Regions from separate parts of the Homo sapiens genome. Here region 1 is linked to region 2. A link is a loop called in an ENCODE intact Hi-C map of the cell type or tissue named here. Cell type or tissue: Calu3. All regions are shown on one strand. Each heading gives the region's core, and the rest is flanking DNA. Links, peaks and the distances in the headings are about the cores only. Region 1 has its middle 290 kb from the start of PRKD1. Region 2 has its middle 390 kb from the start of PRKD1.

What was found. Peaks named below come from ENCODE experiments on the same cell type or tissue, not always from the same donor. Only the 100,000 strongest peaks of a DNase experiment are listed, where the experiment ranks them.
Region 1: a loop joins it to region 2, with 7 times the contacts of the local background. A loop is called at or near these places in 56 of 110 quality-filtered maps.

The regions. Positions count from the first base shown.
Region 1 is chr14:30,207,555-30,219,448 of GRCh38, reverse strand. No RefSeq gene overlaps it. Among named protein-coding and RNA genes, the nearest start is that of PRKD1, 290 kb to the right of the region's middle. In Calu3, for the core only: CTCF peaks have their summits at 4,557 and 4,765 (motif pointing right); a DNase peak (open chromatin) is centred at 4,808.
Region 2 is chr14:29,530,577-29,542,470 of GRCh38, reverse strand. No RefSeq gene overlaps it. Among named protein-coding and RNA genes, the nearest start is that of PRKD1, 390 kb to the left of the region's middle. In Calu3, for the core only: a CTCF peak has its summit at 5,442; no DNase peak of the experiment used is centred there.

The DNA.
Region 1 (11,894 bases), core at 2,318-7,317, 680 kb before region 2:
AATGGAAAAAGAATTCAAAATCAGGCTGAGCAAGTCCATTTGGGTCTTAGGAAACAAGTCAATTGTTTTTATTTTCTCTACTCCCAAGATACTCTGGGGTTGGTACACAGCAGCCTGGAAAAGAGAAGCATCCATGGGCCATCTCATTTCTGACTCAGTCAGCCAGCTGGGTGTTGAGACTATTTCCATGGCTTCCAATCCGTCAATGCTTGAAAACATTTACTACGGAAAGGATCGCTGGCTCGGGGAAGACATTTGTCTAATTCGGCAACAGTACTTTACACTGCATTTCCAGATTATGCCTCTCCTTGAAAATGATCTATTACAGGAGCAGTTTATAAAATTAAACACTTGTCATTATGCAATGCAAAATTCATGAAGCAACCAAATGTCAGGGATCTACATATTTAAAAGATGGGAGCTTTAGCATTTCTTCCCTGGCAGGGATTCTGAGCAGTAAAAGGCCCAGAGAAAAACATAGCTAATCACAAAGCTGTTTTGGAATGGACCAAACCATTCCTTTTTGGGACTGTTAGTCCAAAGGGACCCTCTTTCTCTGGTGGAAAAATAATTGTCTACTTAATAATTATTTATTGAATATTTGTGTGCCAATCAATGTGCAAAGTACTGGGACAACATCAATGAATAGAAGCAGTGTCCTGGCTCTCATGGAGCCAACATTCTAATGAGAATGAGGTGAGAGAGGTAGGCAATAAACAAGTAAACAAATAAATGACATGAAAAAAAATTTTTTTTTATAATGTTCCCTCCCTACCCACACATCTTTTTTTTCTATTAGAGAAAAAGGATATCTATCATCTCAAACTACAGTAGCCTTTTTTGAATTGCCAGGGACAAGTTACTCATCTGTGAACTGTTAACACGGAGCAATTATGGGGTACAGGGTACCACTCTAGTTACAGACCTGCTGGAATATGATAGGGTAAAAAATAAATTAGCTATCTGCAAGAAACTTTCTTGGAAGAAATACAAAACACACTCTTGATAAAGCTGATGATCATGCTGTTAGAGCCCCCTTGTCCATGTTCTCTCCTATTACTTTGCTACTAGCTTTGGAGGATAGAGGAATAAATACTCATTCCTAGGTAATTTAAGCCCTTGCATAGGGGCCCAATTACCCATCCATTTGAAGCTCATAAAGAATACCCCTGGCCAATTCTCATGCCTCAGCCTCCTGAGTAGCTGGGACTACAAGTATGCGCCACCACATCTGGCTAATTTTGGTACTTTTTATTAGAGACAGGGTTTTGCTATGTTGGCCAGGCCAGTCTCAAACTCCTGGCCTCAAACACCTCAAGTGATCTGCCCACAATGGCCTCCCAAGGTGCTGGGATGTTCTCTCCCATTATTGCTTTTAGCTTTGGAGGATAGAGGAATAAATACTCATGGCCAGGTTTGGGCCTGTGATAGATACAGGAGCATTAGGCAACTTAAGCCCTTGCACAGGGGCCAATTATCCATCCATTTTAAGCTCATAAAGAACATCCGTGGCTACTCAGGAGGCTGAGGAATGAGAATTGCTTGAGCCTGGGAGGCGGAGGTTGCAGTGAGGTGAGATCGCACCACTGCACTCCAGCCTGGGTGACAGAGCAAGACTCTGTCTCAAAAAACAAACAAACACACACAAAAAAACAAAAGAAGACCACTTGCTAGAGGGACCAGTGACTTACGAGTCTACCTCTAATACCTTCTCCATTGAGAACCATATCTACTGGCCATGATTCCTCTTGGGTGTCTGTGCTACCAGTTGAGACCCATGGATATGTTACTGCCTTCTCCTCAGAGCTCTGTTGTCACCTCTCATACCATACTCACCAGTTCACCCCAAAGCAATTCTGTCATGAGATTTACACCTGGCTGCTTTGGCACAGTCATTTTGATGCTAGGAACTTTTTGTCATGGAAACATGGTTTTGACATAATATTTTAGCCTCTGACTTTCAGTGTTTTAAAATACACATTATGTTGACAGTTAAGAGTGTAGTAAAGATCAAGGATATTGATTTTGCATGTTAATTAGTAATGACAAGAAAAATAGTGATCTTACATATTGAAAGTGCCATTTTGATGTCAAAGTAGCTACATCAAAATGATTTTGTCAAAATTGATGCATTAATCACAATGTCAAAAAGTTCTTCTTGGATTGTCCTCTTACTTCATCTTCATCACTCATCTAGGGTATAATGGAAGATCCTATTCCAGAAAACTTCCTAATCTGAAAACGACATGGGCATCCAGCCTCAGCAGCAAACCACATAAATTGGACATCATGTGGCTCTCCTGGTAAGGCACAACAACATGCACGTAGGCCAGAAAGCAGAAACCATCTATCTACTGGGGTCATGGAGGCCATCAAACAATGGCTTGTTCACATTCTTTTTATGAGCATCCAGATTTCCCTGAAAGTGCGACCACTGAGGAGGATCTCAGAGTAGAAGAGAGATCAAAGACAGATGTTATCCATCTTAGATTGCCATCAGGTGTGTGTGCATTTTGAGAAATTAATAAGACCTAGTTTTTGGAAGGAGTGAATGAGCATTCCAGAGGGAAAGACTGTTGTGTGCAAAATATTCCTGTGCAGAGAATGCTAGAAAAGTGAATTTGACTGGAACTTGGGACACGTTCAGGGAGCGAGTGAAAGAAAATGAAATGTAGTTGGAGAAGGGCCTTGAATGTGTGTGGCTACAGAAATGGATGTGATATTGAGAGGCAATAAGAAGCTATTATGACTTTTAACAGGTAAGCTACGTGACAGCAAACTGGTTGAAAGACTACCCAAACTTCTTTGTAAGAGGAACTGGTACAGGAGTGGAACTGGAAGCTAGGAGAGCTGCCCTAGAAGTTTCTCTGCAACCCAGGCATAAGGCAATGAGGATTTAACCTCATCGTAAACTGGTTGCTGAAGTGGAAATAAAGATGCATATTTGAATGAAATAAAGAAGAAGGAATTTGCAAGTCTTGGGGAAAGATTAAATATCAGGAGTTAAAGAAGGATAACTCCAAAACGAATCTAAGATACTCAGCTTAGCTGAAGATTGGCCATGGTGTTGCCATTGATAGTAATGGACAAACTTGGGAAGTATGCCATTTTGAGGGTGAGAATCATGAATCCAAAGTTTACTATTATAGTGTTGATGGGACAACCAAGAAGAACTATTCTGCTATGCGGATAAATGATGGTATGGGCTTGGAAAGAGTTTGAAAAATCACAGTAGAAATGGAAGATTTAAGACCTTTGTGGAAGTGGAATTATGTGATCAAATTATCATGATCACCATCACTGTCATCATGAAGCATTGTGTGAAGATACAGTGGGAGTGAGTAAATGTGTTTGTAAAGTCACAGACATAGATATGGACAAAATCCAAGTTTAGATATAGTCCTCAATAAGGGAAGAGAAGAAATCAGTAAAACCATTGGAAACAATGAGGTATTTGATAAATAGAATTGGCGAATAGAATAGAGAGTGCTTCAAGAAAGGGTTGTAATCAGGGTGTCATGACGAAGCAATGAATTCAAGAAGGGGGAATGGAATCTGATCATCTAGAGAGGCTAACTTCCTTTTGAGAAAGTCATGAGTTTACAGGCATGGTTAAGTAGGGAGTGGCTGCAGAAGTAGAGACTATAATAAAATAAAGTTTAGAAAGGACAGAATCGAAATCAGAGGAACTCAGAGGTCATCTATGATAACCTCCTCTCCATTTCAGGAGTCACGTTCAGGAGCTGCAGCCCTAACAGATACTCACTCTGTCTTGTTGGAAGGACACCGTCTAATTTGTTAGGCGGTTGATTCTATATTGGGAGATTAGCATATTGGGTTAGTGAATTCTCCATTTCATTGAGATAAAAATACAAAAAGATACAACCACGGAAGGAAGAAATTTGCTGGTAGCAGGAAAGTGTGGAGGGTTCAAGTAAAGTTCTTATATTTATTTTAACTAGAAGAGAGGTTTGTGTATAGTTAAAGGAAAAGAAAAAGAAGCATGAAAGAGGAAAGGGTTAAAGAGTAGCAAGGAGGCGGATGGTGAAGCTTCTTTGAGGCCAGAGGCAGGAAGTGATCAGAGACGCAGATGGAAAGGTTATTTTCATTTGATTTATCCACCCACTAACCGGTGTCTGATATAGTGCTTTTAGCATAGCGTGTGTGCAACACAGAGATGTGCTGATTGATTAATTGAGGAGAAGAAAGGTACTTTTGAGATCCAAGAAAAGATAAAGGGGGGGATTCAGAAAAGGATCTGGGATCTAACGAGTGACACAAATCCCGTGAGCTGAGGAGCAAGACAAATTCAGAAGCTTCACTTTTGGCCACTATAAGGAAAATGGCTGCTGTTTTAGTCAATTTTAAAGATAATGATTTTTTTAAGCCATCTGACTCCTTTGTGCCTTCTATCAGAATTGAAGTAATAGGCAAGTCATTCAGATAAAACTGTCCCTCCTGGAGGAAGAGACATGCCAAGAGAACCTTGGCCAGATGGGAGCTGTAGAAAGGGGCTCAGAGGGGCATTTTGCTTGCCCAGTCAGTTTGGATTTAAACCAGGTGCCTCCAGGGTAGGCCAGAGCTTTGCCAGTCAAGAGCAGGGGTGTAAGCTGCCATTGTGTGAAAACAAGTTAAGTTGCTTGGTTCCAGGGAATGTGGTCCAAGTGTCATAAATGCATCTGTTTAATAATGCATATCAGTAGCTCTTCCAGAATTTGGGTGCCTTGAGCTGCCTTTGTTTCCTCATTTCCAGAAAAATGAACAAGTCCGTGTCTTGACAAAAGCACTAGATGGCAGCATAGGACATCTATTCAACTGTCTCTCTCCACAGGCTGCTGGAATTTTGACAGATACAAAACGGTACCTGTGGTTTTGTGTATAAAACTGGTATAACTGTTTGTACATTTAAAAAATGTAACAATAAATTAAACATAAGGGAAAAGGGTTGCTAATAAATACAGTGTTAGACTGCATTTTTGTATACCAGGTGACAAGCCTGGGCATTCAAACCTGATTTGTGTAGGGGATGGGCAGGATGGGAAGCGAGTTGAAAGAGTTGCAAAATGTACACGCTGGGTGGTTATAGCTTCCTTGAGGGTTGTTGTTGATTTACCCATATGTCTGTGTGCATTCCATAGAGGTGAAAATTTAGGGAAGTGAGGGGTACGATATGTCTGAAAGTCTGGATACAAGGGACTTTGGAAGAAAGCAGCATTCTGTGATTCTCTGACTCACTGTTTTGATGGGTGGAAGGTGAAAGTGTGAGCTCATTATATGTGCTTTTCTTAAAGAGGCAAATAATGCCTCCCCATTTTCTTACTCATCATTTAGAAAGTGGGCCTATGAAGCCTGCACACATTGTAGCCTATAGGACTAGGCTCAGTATATACTATCATCTTTTCTCTTTAGTCTGGATTGATTCACTTCCTTGGTTAGAGCAACTGCTACCTGAGACACTAAGGGCATAGGTTTGATTCCAGTCAGAGTCAGTTGGTATGCTACAGAAAAGAAGAAAACAAACAAAAAAAAAAATCCCAGGATCGCACACGGAAAATCCACTTAACCAGCTCTACAAAGATTCTTCACCACTTCTAGAAAAGTAATTCAAAGCACACATCCTGTCAATATATATGGTCAGAAGCATTATCTTTTTATTCATTCTTTCATTGAACAAACATTTGTCATCTACTATGTGCCAAGCATTGTGCTGGGTAATGAAAGAGATCTAAAAAAACACAAAACCAAACCAAAACAAAAATAACCCAAACACTATGTAACATAATACACATCTCCTTTATTACAAAGATGATGTTAATAATAATAACTATTGGTATAATGGTTTATAGTTCCTGACACACTTTCATCCACAATATCTTATTTGGTTCTTACAATGATCCTGCCATTTGGATTTTTTTGCAGGTGAGGAACTGAGATTTAGAAATTATTAATAATTTGCCTAGATCATAGTCAATTAGTGGTATTTCCAGCACTCAAAACTAGTATTTTGATTCTAATTCCTAAACTTTTTTTACTATACCATACAATTATAAAGAAAATGCTTCATATTTTATACCATTTCAAGCTCTTTTCTGAAAACATTTTGGTCTCAGGAATCTGGGAAATTTAGATCAAAGGTTTGAATTCAAGTGCTATGTGATTATTTATCTGGTAAATACAGTTTAGAAATAAAGAAGTTTTCCACTAACTGTAGAATAAAAACCTGTAATGTGCCAAGGAAGAAAATTTCACTTTGATTTATTCTTATTTTGTTTCTTGTTTGTAAATAGGGCAAATATCATATATAAGAATGCTACTGAAACAGCATTTGTCCTACTATATATATAGAGAGAGTGTATATGGACAGAGAGTGACAGAATACAAATTTCTTATGGCGAAGGAAGGGCTGTTTTCCAGATATTTCTTTACTTCATATGCCTAAATGTCTCTCATTTCACTCATTGTTTTTCCTGGGTTTCTGTGTTTTGCTCCAAATCATATACCCACCACAGTGCAAACTGCCTGGCACGTAGAGGCTTTTCATTTAGTTGTTGAATGAATGGAGTAAAGAAAAGCAGAGTCCATCTATTAACCTCATTTGGTCCAGCCCCAGCCAACCTTCTGCCTCATTCCAGGGGATCTCTCAATTTTAAGAGCAGAACTTACCTCAAATCCTATCTATAAAACAAGACTGTCCCTAACCTTCGCTTATAGTGTATAGTCTATTGCTGTACAATTTAGCACCTGTTTTTAGGTTTTCTTGTATTCTCTGGTTGTTTCACGTGGGCAAGTAACGTTTCCCAACCAGAGCATCAGGTCTAGGAGGGCAGTGCTTGTCATCACATAATATCCGTTTACTTGCATCTCACAACATGTCTATTTAAATCTGTAAATTCTGTGTAGTCACGCCTTTCTCTGGTGGCACATTCCAGTCTAATTCCATCTGCAGGCACTTGAGCATGAGCAGGGAGGTGGAGATGCTATCTTTTGGGAGGTGCTGCACCAGGTGAAATCATCCTATTTCAATGCGGGCATTCAAAGCCAACAAAGACGCCGTGTTGCTTTATTCCCAGGGGCTGCTGATTGCCCATTTTAGTGATCTGAGTCCATCATCTCGTTCTTAGCTGGTCACAAAGGGCTAGTTGTAAACAACCACTGTCCAAATTGATCATATTACCCAGGAGATGAGCAACCACCAGGTATAATCTCAGTTGGTGTCTGGAAGGCTTATAGCATAGGCTGTGATGTAAATCAGAAGCAAAGACCATAAAAAAGTAGGTTGATTTCCTCTTACTTAGCATTCAGTGGAATGAATCATTTAAATGCTTAGTGATTTTTTTAAACTAGCGTTCAACATAGAGATTAATGAGGTTTTTTTCCCTTCTCTGCTTTCTGTGTACATAAGCCCACAGTTGGCTTATCCATAGGCAATATGTTACCATCTATATGATAGGATTTGAAGTATACTACAAAGTCCTTAGACTTTTCCCTTACTGGCCTACTATAGTACAATCATTAGAATCATTTATTTTGGATAAGGCATTGTCTCTAGAAAAAGTCTATAAAAATGGCTATTACCTGCCAGAGACATTATTAACAAGGAATAATTCATTAGGTTGCTTAATTTTCACTCAACATTGGCACCACTGCTATCCCCCAAGCTCCCCAGAATAAGTAAGAGGGCAGAAATGGAAAAATCACTCTGAGGTAGAAATTTCTAAAACTGTCTTTATTCAGTTTATAATTAAAGTTAGAGTCAATGGAAATTTGGAACCAACCAAAAGGAAAATTTAAATCTTGTTGTGAGAATATTTTAAATACTAATGTTCCCCCTGCTATGTTGGTGTTACAATTCTCAATAGGAAATGATTCAGAATTCCTTCTAAGCCTTTATGTGGGGCCACAAGAATGTGGAAATACTTCTGCTTTCCTCAAGGACAAGAGACTAAGAGATCAAAGTCCAAAGTCAATCATAAGAGACCAGAGATCCAGGCCAAGTGTTGGAGCTTTCTGCTCAGGGATGCAAGAGCTGCATGGCTTATTCTAGGCATGGGGTGTCCAAGTTCTGTCTTTCCTGCCCTCTATGTTTCCTTTGTAAATCTTAGGGACCTTTTTGAATCTCAAATTCGAACAGATGACAAAAGCCTCTCTTCAAATGAGCCCGTAGGGGTGTGAGTGTGAGTGTGTGTGCACATGCCCTCAGGAAAGGGGCAAAGGAAGTCTCTCACAGACTGAGATTAAACCTGACAGTGCAAATTAATTTTACTGCACAAAGATTGTGCCTGAAGCCCACACTTACATTTAGTGCCTGCTTTCATAAATGAAGAAAATAGTTTGAGAAAGAGGTGAAACGATCAAAAGCACATTGTTATTATTATTATTTTTTAATCTTATGGAGTGATGGAGAAGAGAGAAAGGGCAGGATCCCAGTTCCACATTCTCAAGCATTATCCCACTAGATTGGTCTGAGGTTTGAGGTACAGCTTCGCTTGGTCTCAGGTCTGATTAGCCCATTATGAAACTACTGGTTCGTGGTTCTTCTATCAATGTCCCAAACCCCTCTATAGCTGCTCTTGCCTTTAAGGTTTGGCCTTTCTCACTTTGATGACTCACCTCTTGCTCTGTCAGAGGTTCAGGGAAATACATGCTTTCATGGGACTATTCCAGGGAGAGCACACAGCAACACAGAGTGGGAATGAAGTGCGGCCCTGCAGCCTGGTTCCTGGTTCCAGTGTCCCATCTTCTTATGGTCTTTAGTCTTTGTGATGTATACCTGTATGTTATCATTTCGTATTTGTGATACCAGCTCTGGAAAACCTGATCATTTCTTTGCAGGCACCACATCTATAGAATTAATAGATCTGTGGGCCTAATTAAGAAGAGAATCTCTAAGGCACCAGATCTCTTAGCAACTCAGGCTAAACTACTTCAGTTGCCAAATAATCAGTTTTGCATTTAGCAATGTGCTTGAAGTTGAACTGTTTTAGGGAGAAGAATGAGAATCAAAGGATTCTGTGTGTTTTTGTGTATATGGTATCATAGCGGTGGTGGTGGTGGTGGTGGGGTGTGTGTGTGTGTGTGTGTCTCCGTGTGTCTGTGTATGTATGTGTGGATAGTGAATCTTGTATTTCCACAGCTTAGTCAAATTAATAGGAATAATACTATCATACGGTTTTAGGCAAGTTGTTCACTTACGTTATTGGCATTTTCAAGTATCTGTAGCTGGGCCAAATGAAAACTGGACTAAACTGTACATTCAGTTACTTTACTCTCTATTTAGTTCTACCAGACAGCTCAAATGTCAACAGATCAGTATGTGGTACTGACAAGACAGCATAAGGTTCTAGAAAGGGCTCAGGCTTTGGGGACTAGTGTTCTGGCCTTGGCATACTGTCCAACCTGTGCAACACCTCAGATGATTGTTAGGAGGAAGAACCTAGGTGTACCAAGGAAAGCGCCCAGCATGTGGCCTATCATCTAGCAGGTTTCAACAAATGGACCGTCTCTTTCTACCTGGCATATTGAGCAAATTGTCCTTACTTTAGAAGCCACAATATGACTCCCTTTTTGTCATTCTCCCCCCAAAACCTTATTTTCCAAATAAATTTAAGACATAGTAACAAGATACCTATTGCTATGGTTTGAATGTCCCCTCCACAACTCATGTTGAAATGTAATTGCCATTGTGACAATATTAAAAAGGGAACTGTTAAGATGTAATTAGCCTGTGAGAGCTCTGTCCTCATGGATGGATTAAAGCTGTTATCATGGGAGTGGGTTCCTGATAAAAGCAAGCTCAGCCCTATCTTTCTCTCTCTTGTTCTTTTCTGCTCTCTTGCCATGTGATGCCTTCTGCCATGAAATGATGCAGTAAGAAGACCTTCCCCAGATGCAGCCCCCCCATCTTAGACTTCCTAGCCTCCAGAACCATGAGCCAAATGCATTTCTTTTGAAAATAATTTACCTAGTTTCTGGTATATTGTTATAGCAACACAAAATGGACTAAGACACTACCTAAAGCCATATATTTTTGACATGAGAAAATATTTTCTTATGTTTACTGTGGGGACTTTAAAAATTCTGAGCTCTAGCCTTGGGAATCCATTGAGTAATCACGTGACTTTGAGCAAGGATTGCAGGAGCTCTAAGTCACCATTTTCTTCACATTAATATAAAAATTATCCATCAAAGATCTAACTCAAATGTCTATGCTGGCTTACAACCATCTCTCTCACCTTTGTGAATTCTGACTGCCATGAGAGTTGCATGTTTTAGAATTATTTATTCCATGTTAGTAACATCTCTCCAAATAGATAGCTTACCTTTTTTCCTGCAATAAAAGTATATATTATATATATATATATATATATATACACACACACACACACATATATACATATATACACATATATAGTATATATACTATGGTATTTTCTATAATAAAAATATTTATTGATCGGTGGATGATATTGGTAATTTTAATATCTAGGGAGTAAATATCTAGAATATGAATGACTGCATTTGGGTCTCTTGCTTTTTCTTCTTCCTCCATCACCTTACCTATTTTACAGCTCCAACCCCTCTCACTAAACAATGGGCAGGACAGAGCAAAGACAATCTGGTCTCTTAGTCCACTCATTGATGAAAGAGAATTTGAGAAACCATTGCCTAGAATGAGAGTTTTGAGTTATCTGTGGTTTTTAAATTATTCATTCATTCTTTATTGGCAAGGTTCTTCTAGGGAAAACCTCATAAAAGCTTTACACAAGAACTGATATTATTACAGAGAGGAAGGGTTAAGTATAACATGAGGAATTAAATATAAGTACTGCAGCTGTTCAGCTGGGTATAATAATACACACCTGATGCTATTTATATTCTGCTCTCCTAGTAGCAGCTGCTAAGAATTTTTAAACAAAGAAAGCACTGAATATTTGCATAACTAATTCCAAATTTGGGAACTTGCTTTATTTTTGTTAATAATGGAAAGGAGAAGGAAAATACATCAAGACTATATAATTGGTGGAACCAGTTAAATGCTTTCTTTCTTTTCTTTTCTTTCTTTCTTTTCTTTCTTTTCTTTCTTTCTTTCTCTTTCTTTCTTTCTTTCTTTCTTTCTTTCTTTCTTTCTTTCTTTCTTTCTTTCTTTCTCTCTTTCTTTCCTTCCTTTCTTTCTTTCGTCTCCTTCCTTCCTTCCTTCTTTCCTTCCTCCCTCCCTCCCTCCCTCCCTCCTTTATTGCTACAGGTGAGGGAGAGGAGGAGGAATAAAAGGAGAAGTTGGGAAGAGATATATATGTCACAAGTGGGCCAGTTGCTGTTCTGCTGGCCTCTGCCATGATGACAACTGAGAAAATATTCCTAACAGCTCTCATGTCTCCATTTCAGTAGCTACCAATATCACACTATCCTAACACTGGAGTGCCACAGGCCAGTCCACATGCTATAGAAAGTGCTATAATATAGCTTCTATTTACCAACAGCAGACAGCCTGAGCACTGTGAGCACATTTCCCATATGGCACCGCATGGCAGAATTGCGGGCTTTACCAAAACATTGTTGACCTTACATACATTCACAAAAAGATTAAATAAAGCCCATTTCCAGGGCCTGAAACAGTTTAACACCAAAAACAGTGTTTTCTCTTCTAGTTCTTACATCTCACTTATATTACTCTTTCAGTCCATTAAGATGGGGCCCTAAAGCTAAGAGGCAAAGTCACATGACTTTGCTATTCTGTGCATACTAAGCGGACTATTATCTTCCATGGGATGAATGATAAAATGGCTCCAATTTCTAAATAGAGGCAGTGAATCCTTTCGGAAACATACCTCTATTGGGCTTTCAGCAAACCCAGTTGCTGCGTGCCTGTGCTAGCTTCTGTCTGAGTCAGGTGTGGG
Region 2 (11,894 bases), core at 2,529-7,528:
GCCAAAACAGATGGACAAGTAGCTGCTTCAATTAATGAAGAGGTTTCTGTCCTAGTTTCAGGTTGCATATGACTTAGTTGTACTCCATTTTGATGAGCTTATTATATTATTATAATAAGCATTTTTTCCTGAACTAGTTTAACTGGATTTCTCATCTTTGTAAACACACACACACACACACACACACACACACACACACACACACAGGCCTAGATACATGCATTCATTTTCGAGGTGTTTTGAGAAAACCTGTTATGTGTAACAAAGGTCATATACTCTCTGCAGAGGGTATGAAGATAAACAAAAGTTTAATTCTGCTTGGTATGTTTTGCTATAGCCAAGATAAGACCAAAGGGTGTGTTTATTCTTTTCTTTTTGTTGTATAAAAGATGAGTTTAGGGCCAGGCACAGTGTCTCACGCCTGTAATCCCAGCACTTTGGGAGGCTGAGGCAGGTGGATCACTTGAGGTCTGGAGTTCAAGAACAGCCTGGCCAACATGGTGAAACCTTATCTCTACTAAAAAATACAAAAATTAGCCAGGCGTGGTGGTGGGTGCCTGCAATTCCAGCTACTCTGGAGGCTGAGGCAGGGAGAATTACTTGAAACAGGGAGGCAGAAGTTGCAGTGAGCAGAGATCACACCATTGCACTTCAGCCTGTGCAACACAGAAAGACTCTGTCTAGGGAAAAAAAAAAGAAAAAGAAAAAGAAAAAGATAAATTTATAGAGAGCCCATGTTCTCTGGGGATTCTTAGAGAAGCAATAACAAGACAATTTCCAGCCTGGACAAGTTTGAGTCCAGCAGTGGAGGTTCACAGTCTGGCAAACCCTGGAAGGTTCTGCTTTGGTTTGGAAATCTCTGCCATTGGATAAATTCATCAAGCTGTGGGTTGCCTAGAGTTGGTAGTGTCTGCTTTTGGTGTCAGTATTTCATGTGTCAGCACTCTCTCCTCCATCCTCCACCCACCCCCTACCACTATCATTATTCTTATTCATTTATTACAGAATATTAGATTTCTTATTCATTAATTACATGTATAAAGGAATTCATTATCAACCCTGAATTCTTTATCAGGAGATTATTTTGTTTGTGAAGAGACCAAACTCTCTTGCACAGGGTCACCTTTAAAAAGGTTATTTGTTAAAGATGAACAAAGTGTCTGATTTCTTGGTAAAATTTTAGCTAAAATATGAAATGCAAACATGTTCTTTTGTGCAATTGAGCTAAACATACTTGAATCCTCTTTCCAGAAATCTAATCAAATGGAGAGTTCTAACCCTGGCCAAGTTTCCTAAAACATTCAATATACTCCATTGACCTACATCTTTGTACATTGTTAGCAGTTGAAAACATAATATTGTAGTGTGCTAAGGCTAGAATCACAGAGTATTTCAAAATAGTTCTGGAGACCTGGTTATCCTTAAATAGCCCTGCAAAAAAATCTGTCCTATATGTATTTATTGACTTTCTACACGCAATTTGCTGGCACTGTGCTGGCGTTTGAAAATAGTCTATACTATGATTCTAAATGAGAAAAGACAAAAAGTTAGAGAGTGAGGATTTGGCCCTCAAGTAGATTTTAACCTAAAAGCTTCAAAAAACAAAGGTACAGTAGGTCAGAACTATCAGAGATATGGCCATTCATATGAGCATTGTTTATTTGTCAGATAGTGGGTGCATGCCATAGATCCTCAATGTATACATTGATTTGTTCTGGGAACTCATTTACATTCATTGTTTTCTTATTTTTAAAAGGAGTCAGAATCTCACAACAATGAATATTGTGAGAATCTAATTTCAAAAATGAACAAGACAATTCTAAGAAAAATGTACAGTACCAAATTTATAAGATATCATATTTGTTCTCAATATGTTTGTATTTTAACCCCTAGAAGGAAAGACGTCATCTAAGCTGGTACCCCCACAATGTGGAACATGATTGGTGTTAAGTATCAAACTATTAGAAAAACTAATTAACATTTAAACTAGGGACAGGGAAGTGTAAAGGTGGGGTTACAGAAAGAAGGAACTAAATCGTTCTCAAAATAAGTTTACCTAACAGCAAGTGTATCCACCTGAGTTATAAATGACTGAAAATAGTACTTCCTGTGAAAGCATAAATCTTATGTTATAGTAGCCTTGTCAAGCAAAATTCTAATAAGATTTTCACGGAAAATGATACAGCCCATGACAGAAAAATGGGTGGTATGATGCAGAGGTTAATGCGAGGTCCTTGATTTTTGTGCTTTTGGATTTCAGACACACTCAGATTGAACCTCCACCATTAAAAAGACATCTTGATCTCTTCAAAGGTAGCCCTGGGACCTCAGTAACCTTTTTCTGTTTCTATGTTACTTTCCCCTGGCCTACTCCTCGGGCCATGAGCTACAGCACAGACCCATGACTGCATCTGCAGCAGTTCCAGGAGGGCCTCAGAAATGATGGAAACGATTGGCATCACCAATAGTTCTTCCACAATCACAGAATTTCAAATCTTTTTTTTTTTCCTTTAAAAGTTCTGAAATGAGCCTCAAAGGCACAATCTAGAACAAATTTCTTCATTCATATTAGATTGCCTAAATCTCTCATTTGACCAAAAAAAGCCTTCAAATATACAGAACATTAATATTTGTTTAAAAGGGGTGGGTTTATAAAAATAAGCCCTAATTTCCCACAGGTGCAGCACACACACACACAACGCCAATTATTTGAACAAATACTTTATTTATTTATTTATTTTTGAGACGGAGTCTTGCTCTATTGCCCAGGCTGGAGTGCAGTGGCATGATCTCGCCTCAGTTCAAGCTCCACCTCCTGGGTTTACGCCATTCTACTGCCTCAGCCTCCCTAGTAGCTGGCACTACAGACGCCTGACACCACACCTGGCTAATTTTTTGTATTTTTAGTAGAGAGGGGTTTCACTGTGTTACCAGGATGGTCTCGATCTCCTGATCTGCCCGACTCGGCCTCCCAAAGTGCTGGGATTACAGGCGTGAGCCACCGCACCTGGCCCTACAAATACTCTTCATTTACAAAATAATTCAGAAACTAAAAGAAAACAACTTAAGAGTTCTTATCAAAATTGGTGCTGAATATTTTCCATTTGTCCTTCCAGATCCACTCTGCTGATCCTGACCCCTATATTGGGCTGCAGGAGGCTGAGCTATGTAGACTACTTTACCTGGGCTTCCTGCCCTCTGGCTTCAGTTGGCTTCAACCCATTAAGGGAAACAGCAGGAAAAGGAAGGAGGGAGAAGCAAGAGATGTCTGAGTTGATTTCCTGGGTCCCCGCTCTTAGAGGACACTGCATGCAGACTGAATCCCCTTAATGAGGGCCAGGGCTTCCACTAAATGGTCTTCCCCAGACAAACACCTTGCTACTTCTTCCCTTTGACTCTAGAGGCAGGGAAAGTAACAGCTCCCCTCCTTGTGAGCCCCAGGGTGCTGCACTCTCTCATGTCGGTTTTCCTTCTGTGGCCTTGAACAGAAACAGAAAAACTGAGGCAAAAACATAGAGTGAATTAAACTCAATAGAGTCAGGAATTTCTGTCTGTTTTGCTCAGGGCTTAGAAAAGTACCTAGCAGAAAGTTTGTACTCAGCCTGTATCTATTGAATTAATTATTATGCATTTACATTTTTATTACATTATAATTGTTAAGTAGATAATGATCTAGAAGCTAGGAGTATAATGATCCATTAGCTAGACCCTACCCCTTCCAATCTGGAGTAGATGGAGTACTGAATATTACTGGAGCCCATGAAAGGGATTATCTTATCCATATGTTAAGACCTCCTTTTTTTTTTTTTCTGAGAAGGAGTCTCGCTCTTGTTGCCCAGGCTGGAGTACAATGGTGCAATCTTGGCTCACCGCAACCTCCGCCTCCCAGGTTCAAGGGATTCTGGTGTCTCAGCCTCCTGAGTAGCTGAGATTAAAGGCTGCTGCCACCTGCAGCTAATTTTTGTATTTTTAGTACAGACGGGGTTTCACCACGTTGGCCAGGTTGGTCTCGAACTCCTGACCTCAGGTAATCTGCCCACCTCGGCCTCCCAACATGCTGGGATTACAGGCGTGAGCCACTGTGCCTGGCTGAAGACTTCTTAACATGGAAGCTGAGAGATAAAGAAGGTATCAGCTAGTGACAGGTGACACAGCAGCCAGGTAGAGAGGAGAGGTGTTTCAGGCAGAAGAAATAAAAGCATGTACAATGGCCTGAAGAGTGAAAGCATGATTCACTCAGGCAATTGGGAAGTTCATTATGGCTGAAACACAGTATTTGAAAAAGAGAATATGGAGAAATAAAGGACAAGAAGTACACAGTCAGATTATGGAAGGGTTTATACAAAATTTTAGGAAGTTGAGATTTCATGTCAATTAAGCACTCATAGAATGGGACAGAGGGAAGGTAAGGAAAATAATAGTGTGCTCTTCTACTGCAAAATATAAACACACACACACACACACGTTCATTTTGTATCTCTCAGTCTAAAGAGGCTAAGAATCCCAGGAGTTACTGTAAAGTTATGATTCTCTCATTAATATTCTTTGACATGCTTAAATAACAACTGTGACAAAACAGTTAACAATTATTGTGTGTTTATTATGTTATGACACTATTCTAAAACTTTATACCTGTGATTTCCTTTAACACTCAGAATAACTCCTTAATACTCTGGGGTGATTGCTATTATCTGCAACTTACAGATAAGGAAAACTTAGCCACAGGGAAGTAAATGACTTGCTCAAGGACATATAACTAGTAGGTGGTAAAGGTTTTTTTTAAAAAGGGGAACAGTTGCTTTTCCTTACCACTTATAGAGGCAGGTGGGGAAAAGACCAGGGATCAACATTAATATAGAACACAAATGATAAAGGCTATGCTGATAAGCTAGCTTTATAAAAAAGCAACAAATTGTGCATGCACCTTATGCTATGGCATAGAGACCAAGTTTAGCAAATGGATGAATAAAGCATGTTGAAACCAATGTAATCACAAACACAACAATTAAATTGCTTTTCTGTAGGGAAAATTTGACAAAAAAAATTTTTAATGTCAAAGGAGACATAGAAACTAAAAAAAAAAAAAAAAAAAGAAAAGAAACTTGAATCCAAACAGGTCAGGAACCAGTAAGTCAAAGCAATGCCTTGTGCCTCCATTTTCCTAAATTAAGAATAAAGTTATACCTTATTTTATTACCATATTGGAGTGTTTAAGAATTATGCATCAGACAACCATTTGAAAATAGTCTATACTATAATTCTAAATGAGAAAGGACAAAAAGTTATTTGAGTCAAATTTCTAAGTCTAGTTTAAATAGAAAAAATAATTAATTTTTAAGAAAAAATATGCTCTGGTTGTTTGATACCAGCAGATGGCACCCTAACAAAATAATTTGTGTGCCATATGTGAACTTTTTACAGCCCTCTGTACCCTCAAATACCAGTCAAGTTCACTGTGTCCAGACAGGGTAGGAAAGAGAAAAACCAAAGTCAAAACTTCCTGTTTTCAAATCAAATAATTTTTATTTTGGGAAGAAAGAGTAGAAAAAGAATTTTCTGTATTAGTCTTCATTTTGTGAATACCAAGTTAGCTTGAATCACTGTTGCAAGAAAATCCCCTATAAATCTGCATTAAAATCCCATTATAAAAAACAACAAGACTACATTTAAAGGAATAAAATGGGCTGATCCATATATTTTCCAGCACCACCCCCCAATAAAAGGATGTTAGAGAAACAAATAGTCTTTCTGAATGCTTCAGCTGTCAGAGATGAAATAATGCTGGAGATTTTTTAAAAACAGTTTGAGAAGGACTTAAACATTAAGTTTGCATTAAGACTACTGCCACAATACCCATTTCAATTTCAGGCCTATTCAATTTGAATTGTTCAAAATAGATAATGGGTGTTTGAATTTCACACTCTTCTCTTCTCCCGCTCCCCACTATTCTTGTGATTATTGTTATTTTTAAAGCAAATATAGGATATTATGTCGAGATCATGAAAAAGTGGGTCTACAAGGGATGAGTGTGATCCTGTTTTGGCGAGAGTCAGGGTTACCACTTTTTCTTTCTTCTTCTTTTTGTCTCCTCTTTCTTAATTCCTGGCACAGTTATGTGCCATCTAATGAATGACATCTTGGTCAACTACTGACCACATATACTACAATGGTCCCATAAGATTATAATATCATATTTTTACTGTACCTTTTCTATTTTTAGGTATGTTTAGATAAAAAATACCATTACATTACAATTTCTTACTGTATTCAGTACGGTAACATAGGCTATTTCATATAGCCTAGATGTGTCCTAGGCTACACCATCTAGATTCGGGTGAGTACAAGCTATGATGTTCCCACAAGGATGAAATCACCCAGTGACGCACTTCTCAGAACATCCCTGTCGTTAGGTGACACATGACTACATTCGATTTAAGAATTCAGCCAGATTTGACAGGGCGTGGTGGCTCATGCCTGTAATCCCAGCACTTTGGGAGGCCGAGGCGGTGGATCACTTTATGTCAGGAGTTTGAGACCAGCTTGGCTAACATGGTGAAACCCCGTCTCTACTAAAAATACAAAAATTAGCTGGGCGTGGTGGCAGGCGCCTGTAATCCCAGCTATTCGGGAGGCTGAGGCAGGAGAATCGCTTGAACCCAGGAGGCAGAGGTTGCAGGGAGCCAAGATTGCGCCATTGCACTTCAGCCTTGGTGACAGAGTGAGACTCTGTTTCAGAAAGAAATGGAAATAAATAAAAAGAAAGAAAGAGAAAGAGAAGGAAAGAAGGAAGGAAGAGAAAAGAAAGAAAAAGAAAGAGAGGACGGAAGGAAGGGAGTGAGGAAGGAAGGAAGGAAGGAAGGAAATCAGCTAGCCAGATTTGCAGTTTTCCTATTATTATTATTATTATTATTATTATTATTATTATTATTATTTGTTTTGAAACAGAGTCTCGCTCTGTCGCCAGGCTGGAGTGCAGTGGCGCGATCTCCCCTCACTGCAACCTCCACCTCCCGGGTTCACGCCATTCTCCTGCCTCAGCCTCCCGAGTAGCTGGGACTACAGGCGCCCACTACCATACCTGGCTAATTTTTTCTTTTTTTCTTTTTTCTGTTTGGACTTTTAGTAGAGACGGGGTTTCGCCATGTTGGCTAGGCTGGTGTTGAACTGACATCAGGTGATCCGCCCACCTAGGCCTCCCAAAGTGCTGGGGTTATGGACATGAGCCACCGCGCCCGGCCAGTTTTCCTATTATTTTCTGTTATTTTCTTATAGCTGAGGAGTAATGACCGAAGTTATTAGCCCTTTTTAAAATTAAGCCTTCTCATCTACTTCACTCTTCTAACAAATAGTTGTTACCTTCTAAAAAGATGCCAGTTATAATTAACTTTCAGGAAACTGTAAGAAACGAACTAAGCTTTGGTATAAAAACTACCCAGGGTCGGCCAGGCGCAGTGGCTCACGCCTGTAATCCCAGCACTTTGAGAGGCCGAGGCGGGCGGATCACGAGGTCAGGAGATCGAGACCATCCTGGCTAACACGGTGAAAACCCGTCTCTACTAAAAATACAAAAAAAAAAAAAAAAAAAATAGCTGGGAGTGGTGGCACACATCTGTAGCACCTGTAGTCCCAGCTACTTGGAGACTGAGGCAGGAGAATCGCTTGAAGCCGGGAGGCGGAGCTTGCAGTGAGCTGAGATCGCGCCACTGCACTCTAGCCCAGGCGACAGTGTGAGACTCTGTCTCAAACAAACAAACGAACAAAACAACAACAACAACAACAACAAAAACGACCCAGAATCAAAGATGAGCCTTCGCTCTAAGACGGAAACTCCAGATATGAGGCAGCAGCAAAACGCAACATTCACGAGCAATCTACTTTCGTGGTATACTAGCTACAGAGAAAGAAGAAAGACAAGGAAGATTGAGGACGCTGATTCCCAGCGCAGGCATGAGATGTGCCAAATTGTGAAGACCATAACGATGCAAAAGGGAACTGCAGCTTCCTGTTCGTTTTCTCTGCCTTCTAGGTCTGTTCTAGGATGAAATCTTCTGATCTTCCAGAAACGGCTGAAATCAAATATATAATTTCATCTTCTTTATGATCTTGAATGAGAAAAGAGAAAGAATAAATAGCCCAATCGGTTATTTTAGAGATAAGAGTGTGTATGGGAGAAATCAGAGTGATTTTCTTGCTGAGAAGATGGAATGGCTACTGGAGGCAAAACCCTTTGGGAAACCCAATGAAAAGAGAAGCTACTTCCCCAAACCTTTGGGAAACAAGTAAAACCAGTGCTTTGTAGATGAAATACATGATGAAGGCGATGAAGGCAATGAAGCTCAGTGCATTAACAGCCAGCCTTGACTATGAAGTTTGCAAACAATGATGGTTAACATGTATTGAGCACAGCATACGACTTAAGGAGACTTCTACACTTTCTACTTTAATTAATTGTGTATAAGAATCCTATGATCTTGTTGCTCTTGCACATACATTTTAAACCTGAGAACTCTGCAGCACAAACAAGATTTACTCCAAATCACTCAGGTGTTCTAGGCCCACCTTCAACCACTGATCCATACAAACTCTCTAATAATTACACGGGAAATTTTTGTAAGCACTAAGTTTTTTTTTCTGGGAGAAGTCGATACCCTACTCCTATTACCACTGTCTGAACAAAGATGAAGAAAGATTGGGCTTTTATAAAGCAAAAAGAGAAGGTAATTTTCTTTCCTTAATTTTGGCACAATGGAACTTTTTGGGCTGATGACAAAGCTCAAAACTACCACAATTTGACACCGCCTGAAAATTTGGGTCAGCTGTCTTTATTTCACAGTGCGTGGTCAGCATAACTGATTGTCAGTGTCTGTAGAAAGGATTTCCCACTCCTCACCAGAATGAGGTCAAGGTTAGGAGGCACAGAGAGAAAGGTAACAGCAGGTAGAGATTGAATAAAGGACACCAGTGCTTTCAATAGATGCAGGAAGGCTGTTTTGGAAACACTGCAGAAGAGCAGTCAGCAAAGGAACACATCACGATGGTTTCAAGCCAATGAGAGGGGCCTCGAGACTTCTCTCTCTATCCAAAGAGACCCCTTTCTGGGGATAAGAGAGAAGTTCTATTAGTTTGGAGTCTCCCACTCTCTTGATGACTAGTCTGGCATTCTAACATTAGAATCATGCCTGAAGACTCCTTGGTCGAATGTAAAGTTATGAGTGCCACTTGAGAGTCTGTTCTTCCTCTAGAAAGACATAATAATGCTCATGGAATACTACTCAGCCATAAAAAGAATGAAATCATGTATTTTGAAGCAACATGGATTGACCTGGAGGCCATTATCTTATGTGAAATAATCCAGAAACAGAATGTCAAATACTGTATGTTCTCACTTATAAGTCGGAGTTAAATAATGCATACACATTGTCATAGAGAATGGAATGATAGATACTGGAGACAAGGAAGGATAACGGGAAGGTGGATGAACAATTACTTAATAGGTACAATGTGCACAATTCAGGTGATGGTTACACTAAAAGCCCTGACCTCACCATGTCCCATATCCGTGTAACTGCACTTGTACCCCCTAAATCTATTAAACCATTAAAAAAACAAAGACTTAATGATGGCAGGCCCTGCCAACTAACTCCTTGATGAAGGAGCAGCTCAAACCCATTCACCTTTCTTTCCTTCTTGGAGTTCCACAATGCAGGTGGTTCCAGGGTCTTCTTAACTACCACTATCTTTTCACACTCACTTCCCATCAGCCCAATTTGTTTTTCCACTTTATACTAAAGAACTCCAAAGAGAGAAGCTAACAAAACCTATTAAAGGTAAAAGTTGAGTAAGTACAGTCATTAGCTTCTCTGAAGTTATTTTCCCCCTTCTGTGTATTATCACCATCAAGGCTAGGCTGATGTTTAGCAAAGAGCACCTGTCAAAACAAAAGAAGAGTTTCACACCTCACAATTTTAAGCCCCAGGTAAGAAACTCAGCCTGGTGGATCGACAGAGAGGAAGACAAGAAACCTGAAACTCCAAGACTTGAAGTAGAGTTAAATGAGTTTCCTCTGGGTACCAACAGGCTTTTGTTTAACACGATTAAATCCTCTTTGTTTCATTACAGACATCAATGTGAAAACAAACAGTGTGATCAAGATAAAGGCCTGGAGGAGCATTCTGTTTCTCTTTTTCGATCTTTTTCTTGGAGAACTATCACCACCTCTCAGTGGATAGGCTTAAAGGAACTTAACTGGCTCACAGAAAATTGATGAGCTGAGTAGAGCAGGTGTACAGGAAAGCTTTGAGCTGTGGGGTTAGGGAATGGAAAAAGTGTGAAGCACTATGTCCATGACCAGATCGGGTGATAAGAGGACTGGCTTCCTTTGCTATCTAATTAATTGCCTTTCTTTTCAAAACAAGTCTTTGATTTCAAGAAGCACCTGCAGAAGATAAGAATGACTCCTACTGAAATGTAACAACCAAAAAGCCCATTTTGGGGTTGGGGATTGAGGGTGGGAGTGTAGAGTTGGGGAACAGGAGAATGGAGATGGAGGAAGGAGAAGTTACAGCCAGGGACCAAAACAAAAAAATATCGACGAGTCAAGAGACAGCAGTCAGCTAAATCCTATCAGGGATGCGACAAAATTGATACTAGTGTGCCTTTCCAAAGCAATTCTTTCTATATTATTAAATTGCTTATTTCATTGTTTTTAGACAACACTAACTCCTCTTCCTAAACAAAACATGGACATTGTCAGCATAACAGCTACACTGAACTGACAGAAGCTGGGGTCATCCATATACACATTTTAATTACCTCTTTTCAGTCAGGAACATCATTAGAAGTTTATTATTACCCGCCACTATCTTGTGATCTTAATTGGCTTCCTTCACAGACGACACCCTGAAGCCAATGCAGAAGCTCTGGCAGCCTCCCAGAGACAGTGACCAGATCGGTGGCACTTTACACTGATACTGTCTTCAGCTGAATAACAACCATTGGTTTAAGTTTTATGCTAGTCATGAGGTGGAAGCTTCTTTTAACACCTGTATGCAGAGATGTTCCTGATTCAGTGGTGTTGAAACACACACTGAGAGGCAATGACTTTTCACATACCTTTCTTAGGGTTATAGAGAAATTACCAAAATGGAGGAAAGGGATATGCCAAGCAGCCAGTGCCAGTTATTTCCTGTGGCTCTCTTGGAGTCTGGTAAGAAAAGAAAAAAAAAATGCTTACCAAATCTGGATCTGTTGATACTCAAATTAAATCTGCAGAATGGGCCATGGTTATCTGGCTGCTTGCTGCTCAGAAAGTGTAGAAACACCCTTAAGTGAATAGTTTGCACTGGACCCAAATCAATAATAGTTATTAAGTTAGTTTCCAAAGGGGTCTTAGAGATAATGGCAAAGTTTGAGGCAAGGGGAGAAAGAGAATGATTTATGAAATAAACATACTGTGATGTTTTATGGCGGAAGGAAAAGAGAAATAACTTTCTGTGAACAGAATTAATAATTTTGTCTTTGTGAAAGGAAAATAAGTAAGTTCCAAAATTTTAAACGCTGGGGTTCAACTCCTAGAAGATCAGGCTGATGATACCTCTGGGAATGTTACCTGGATACCTTTCTACGCATTATTGATTCCTGGTTCTGTGTCTTCAGGTATTCACAAAAAATGAGCTAAGTCACAAATATGCTCACATTGAATAATCCTCACAATTCAGCTAAATTTTGAGCTCCCTCAAAGAGAAAATAAGTTTTTAGAATGATACATATATTATTGTATTACTTATGCAGGATAATAATGATTAGAAAGTTTGTTTATGCTTTTATGGTTGAGTCAAATAATATTTGTATTATTAATATATTCCTGACATTCTTTTAAAAGTTATTCTTGTCAT